Regions from separate parts of the Homo sapiens genome. Here region 1 is linked to region 2. Evidence: read pairs that join two places in POLR2A ChIA-PET (ENCODE). Cell type or tissue: B cell. All regions are shown on one strand. Each heading gives the region's core, and the rest is flanking DNA. Links, peaks and the distances in the headings are about the cores only. Region 1 overlaps ARFIP1 (ARF interacting protein 1). Region 2 overlaps TMEM154 (transmembrane protein 154).

The links. ChIA-PET counts read pairs that join two places held together with the same protein. Peaks named below come from ENCODE experiments on the same cell type or tissue, not always from the same donor. Only the 100,000 strongest peaks of a DNase experiment are listed, where the experiment ranks them.
Region 1: POLR2A ChIA-PET joins it to region 2 with 7 read pairs; 2 of 35 experiments call an interaction of 5 or more read pairs at or near these places.

Annotation. Positions count from the first base shown.
Region 1 is chr4:152,861,281-152,864,210 of GRCh38, forward strand. ARFIP1 (ARF interacting protein 1) reads left to right here. Exons shown (of 9, transcript NM_001025595.3): 3 at 2,326-2,434. Among named protein-coding and RNA genes, the nearest start is that of FHDC1, 74 kb to the right of the region's middle. In B cell, for the core only: no CTCF peak of the experiment used is centred there; no DNase peak of the experiment used is centred there.
Region 2 is chr4:152,659,295-152,662,224 of GRCh38, forward strand. All of the region lies in intron 1 of TMEM154 (transmembrane protein 154), which reads right to left. Among named protein-coding and RNA genes, the nearest start is that of TMEM154, 19 kb to the right of the region's middle. RefSeq lists an enhancer at 1,629-1,678. In B cell, for the core only: no CTCF peak of the experiment used is centred there; no DNase peak of the experiment used is centred there; H3K4me3 peaks cover 1,376 bases; H3K27ac peaks cover 2,500 bases.

The DNA.
Region 1 (2,930 bases), core at 261-2,760, 200 kb after region 2:
AAGATTCTATTCATCTTTAGGAACTGTTTTGTTTCTATTCTTTATAGCCACCTATTTTCATTTGCAGCATATACCTTTTCTCAGAAGTATAGAGATGATGAACCAAGTTATCCTTACTGTATTTCTATGACGTTGTATAAGTTAGTAAGTTCCTCATTGAAAACAGTGAAAAACTTAAGGAAAAAAAGGTAATTAAGGGTTGCTTATACATTGGTCAAGAAAAACATCAAGTACATTTAAGGAGTACATTTAGAACATTAGAATCCAGATGGAAACTTCTTCAGCAAACATTCCAAAATAGGGTGTTTTCAAGTTATATTATACAACATGTCACTTAACTTGTCCTACAATATTTTTACTTCAGTAGCAGAGTAGATATAATTGTTTAAGATTAAATCTTCTTGGCTAGTGATTTAATAATCCCTTTGCATTTTGGTTCATGATTATGGAAATTAACTTCTGAAAGGGCTTCTTATTTCAGTAGTATATATTATCTTAGCTATACCACTTCATTGTTATATTTAATGTATGGCTATACCTTGAATTTTCATTAAAAGTTTGTATTTTAATTACTCTTAATTATTCTAAATTTCATCCCTTCTGTCTGTTCTTTTGGTCACCTCTCCATCCTAAACTTTAGCTGTTGAATACTTGAGATACGGTGGTATCTTATGATTAATCTTGCCTCAGTTTCTAACTCTTCCAAGCTGTTCTTACATGTCTACCAAATTAATATTCTTTAAGCAATGCTTTAACCAAATCAAGTAAACCCGTTACTCAAAATTTTCTAATTCATTTACCGCTATCTCTCAACATAGACCTTTAGCGACGTTGGCCATGGTAGCCTAGTTGCTGGCCTCCATGCTATCCCAATAATATGATAATGACTGCCCAGTGCTACCCACCCTCTTCCCTGAAAGTTTTTCTACTAGGTTGAAGATGAACCCTTCCTAACCCTATTCCATCCCTCCAGCGTTCCATATCATCCATGTTGGTCACTGATGCAGCTTAGAATCCATCTCTTCCATTAAGACTTTTTCTTCTATTGAATGCACACTGATCATTTCCTCTTCTGAATTCTTAACTACATTATAAATTGTTGTATACTTTCCTCTTTGATTGCATATTGCCTTCACCTGATTAAGATGTGTATGTTTTGTCCTAGGTTTAAAAAAAAAAAAAGGATAACTATCTTTGGAGAAATATCCTGGACCCCTGCTATAGGCTCTATACTTGTACCAGTACATCAAGAAAAGGTGTAATGGTTTAGAAAAAATATATAACAGTAGTTATATATATTTATGATCTAAAATCTGCTATCTTAAACTACGATCAGTCTAAAAATTTAGCTTACTAGCTGTGTTTACTTTTAACTTGTCATAGCCCTGAAATTCCCATGAAAATTTAATAAAGGTAAATAGAAAAGTGATTTTATTGTAGATTTAATGCCTTCATTTCAGTTTGATTTCTCTGAAGTTCTAGTCATGTGGATAGGCCAGATTTAAGTCTACATTATTCATAATTGTTGCATCACTTGAAGCCAGCAGACTGTAGCCTCAGCTTTACTTCTTGGTGATTTTACAGTTTTACTTGGCCTTTTTGCCTAATCATTACTTAAGCCCTGAGATTTAATTTACAAAGTTCTGGGAAAAAAAACTTAGAATATACTTAACTAGGATTGTGCCTTTTAAAGAACATTGTGCTTCTTGACTTTTTATACTTTTTAAGCTCTTAAGACCCAGTGTTGAATATTATTTTTATTATAATAAGGTTCTGTTATAGGCTAATTTGCAGTTAGGTTAACTATTATCATTGTGCAATGTAAATCTAAGTAATTTTTGCTTACCTCACCCTGATTGAAGTCAGAGAAGCCCTCTTGAAATGGAAGGGAAATTAACATGGCAAGTGAATGATTTGTTTATACTGTGCATTAGCCAGGCTCATTGTGATTATATTAGGTGTCAGTCAGCTTTTACATATTAGACATGGAAATTGAATGATCTTAATTTTGCTCATTAAAATAATTTTTCTGATGTATCAGTAAGATTAAAATTTTTACATTGAATTTTAATATCTGCCTGCTGCTTAATTCCAGAATGATGAAAGTGTATTGTATGTGATGTACACAATACCACTTAATACAAATCTTGCTGTATTTGCTGCTGATTATACATCATTATAGAATGCCATGATAGCATAAGGGAATACCGCATAGCAGAGAGAAAAATAATCTAAGATTTGATTAAAAGGATACAATTATTCTGAACTGTTACGTCATGTGGGATTTTTTTACAAAGTTTTTTCTTTTATTTAAATCTTGCTAAGGATTTGAAGCATTCATTACCATCTGGACTTGGTCTCTCAGAAACCCAAATTACATCTCATGGCTTTGACAATACCAAAGAGGGTGTTATTGAAGCAGGAGCATTTCAAGGTAAGAGCCCATATATTTGTAAAGATGGCTGGGATAGAGGATGGGAGAAGTTCACCAAATGCTACCTTTATTAATAAAGCACAAGAATGGAGCCCTTTCATTCTGTGATAAAACATTGATTATAAATGTATTCCTTTTTCTCTTCAATTTAAGTAATAGAATTATTTGAGTAGTCTCCTTTATATAAACAGATCAATGTACATGATATCACTGGTTATTATTTAAGAATAGGTTATAAAATACTGAAATAAAAACAAAAATTATGTCAGAAATGTAGATGTAGATTATTTTAACTTGTAACCATGAAATTTATAAATCAATGTTGATTTTTATAAATACATATTTCTTATTTCAAAGCAAATAGAAAAATGAACTTTTTACGTTATATAGGAGGTCTCCAAGACCACACTCATTAAAAGTTTGTATTTTAATTACTCTTAATTATTCCTAAATTTCCTCCCTTCTCTCCATACTTTTGACCACCTCTCTATCCTAA
Region 2 (2,930 bases), core at 179-2,678:
TGTGGGAGCTAAAAAAGTTGATCTTACAAAGGTAGAGAGTATAATTATAAATATCAGAGGCTGGGAAGGGTGTGTGGGTAAGAGTAGGGGAAGAAGAGAGGTTGGTTAATGGGTAGAAACATACAGTTAGACAGTATAAATTATAATGTCCAATAGTAGAGTAGGACGACTGTAGTTAACAATAATATATTTTATATTTCAAAGTAGCTAGAAGACAGGACTTGAAATGTCCTCAGCACATAGAAATGATAAATACTTAAAGTGATGGATACCCCAAATACACTGACTTAATCATTATAGATTCTATCCATGCAACAAAAAATATCACATGTGCCCTATAAGTATGTAAAATATTATGTGTCAATAAAAATCCACCACTTACTGATCTCTGCCTTCTGAGTTAAGTGGCTTTGTCCTACATTTACAGTAGTCCCCCATTATCCAAGCGGAACATGTTTCAAGGCCCTAGAAGATGCCTGAAATTATCGGTAGTACTGAACCCCACATACACTGTGTTTTTTCTAAACATACCTATGATAAAGTTTAATTTATAATTAGGCACAGTAAGCAATGAATAACTAGTAATAAAATAGAACAATTACAACAATATACTATAATAAAAGTATGTGCATGTGATCTCTCTCTGGCTCTCAAAATATCTTATTGTACTGTACTATTTGTGGCCACGGTTGACCATGGGTAACTGAAACCACGGGTAACTGAAACCACGAAAAACGAAACTGTGGATAAGGGGGGACTACTGTATAAGTCTTTAAAATTGGGTAAGTCAATAATGTATTCACATATATGTTAAAGCCTTTGATATATCATGTATCACCCTGGACTAGTAAAGGACATTTGTCTTCCAGAAAACCTCCTCATTAAAATGATTCTGCTTGGAGAACTACTGCAGCCAGATCAAATAGCGTTTTCACTGGTAACCTTGGCCAGTGAAGACTGGTACATATGGGTATGATGAGGTTGGGTGTGGGGTGGGGAATGGGGTTGGTGGTTGGTGCGGCTGATGGTAATAATCCTTTTACCTAGAGGTCAGTGAATCTTCCTTGAGTATCCAGACCCCGCCCCCCCCTCACTTTACTTCTTTTGGTTACTTCTATGAATACTGTAGCCGCTGTTACTATTTCAGCATCTTTTTTTGAGAATTTACTAAGAACCAATCTCTATGCTCTGCCTTGTACCCGGATTATCGATTATCTCATTTTGTCCTCACCATTTTTTCAGATAGACATTAGGGCAAAGAGGTTACACAACTTGCCCAAGATCACAGAGCTCACATGGAGGAGTGACGATTTGAAACCAGGGGGCCGATGGCAGAACCAGAGCTTATAACCCCACACAGTGTTTTCCCTCCCTCAGGGAGGAATGCAATGCTTGCAAATCATAAAGTTTGGCCATAAAGTGGTGAATGAGAGGGAACCTCCTGCTCCCATTCCTCCGCCTATACTAGGAGGTGGCTTTCTGGCACAAGGCAGGACAGAGGAAAGGGTTCCCAGAAACCTCGGCTTTACTGGGGCTCTTGCTAAGGCTCCTCAGCTCAGATGCGTTGCCAGAAAAGCTGCCCAGAAGGACAGGGTCTTTTCAGCACCTCTCTGAGGAAGGTGAATGAAGTCCCTAGAAGAACACTTTGCATCTTAGTCACCATTTGACCCGTGGCCCCGGGAAAAGAGAAAATAGGAAAGGAAACAAGCTAACAAGAATAATGGGGACATCTAGACAATCGGGAATAAAAGAGAAACGGAAAGAAGCATACCAGATGGTCCTGGCCTGTGTACATTTACTTTTCAGCGTGAGACAACGCTGTTCACAGGTGGCCCTTGGTGGAACGGTGGAGTTAAAGAGGCTGAAAGTTCTCTCTGCAATGTCCCCCTCCCACATGCCCTCACATATGTTTTCTGCATTAAGCATCATTTGCTCTCTCAGATTCTCTAGTGGCTATTTAAATAAATGAGAATCAAGGGATTGTTCTCTTTCTCTCTCTCTCTCTCTCTCTCTCTCTCTCTCTCTCTCTCTCTCTCTCTCTCTCTCTCCCCCCAACTCTATGATAGCTTCAAAATAATAAATTACAGTAACTGGGATGTATTGAATGCTTAGTATGTGCTAGCTGCTAGGATACACATGTGCTATCTAATTCGATCTTCACAACTTTATTGCCCACATTTTACAGATGAAGAAACTGAATCTTGAATGTCTTGCCCTTGCCCTGGGGTGCAATCCTGTCATTTATATTGTTAATTTCTACTGAGTTTTGAAGGTGCATTTCCTCAAGCATAGGTGACAAATAACAGATGAGGGTCTGGTCATAGCTCTGCCACTTTGTACTTATAGAATTTGGACAAATTACTTTTCTCTTGATGACTTAATGCTCTAATCTGTACAACTAAGGAGTGATCCCCAAGGTCCCATCTATTTCCACATCTCTGTTGATTCCAAAGTGTTCTACCTTGTTTTTAAGTAGTTTTTGAATAGGTAATCTGCACATGGTACTCAGTTCAGAAAGGAAGTTTCGCTACCACCCTTTCCCCAAGTTACTCAGTTTCCTTGCCCAGAAGTAACCACCGTTTCTGCTCCTTTGAGAGAAACTCTATGCATATACAAGTATAAGTATTGTTTCCTGTTTTCTCTTTTTGACACAAATGGTAGCACAATTTATATACTTTCTGCCCCTTGCTTTTTTCACTTAAAATTTTATCTTGAAGATCATTCCATGACTGTATAGAGAGCTTTTTTCCCCATTGTTTGAATGTATTATAATCTTTTCCTATTGACAGAGATTTAGGTTCTGTTGTGTTTCCAACAATACTGCAATAAACCTCTCTGCTCATCCTTCAGTTTGCACACAGGCAAGCAAGTTCTACAGTGTATCTAAAAATGGGGAGAGCATGAGAGGGTGTTAGGTGCAGGGTAAGAGG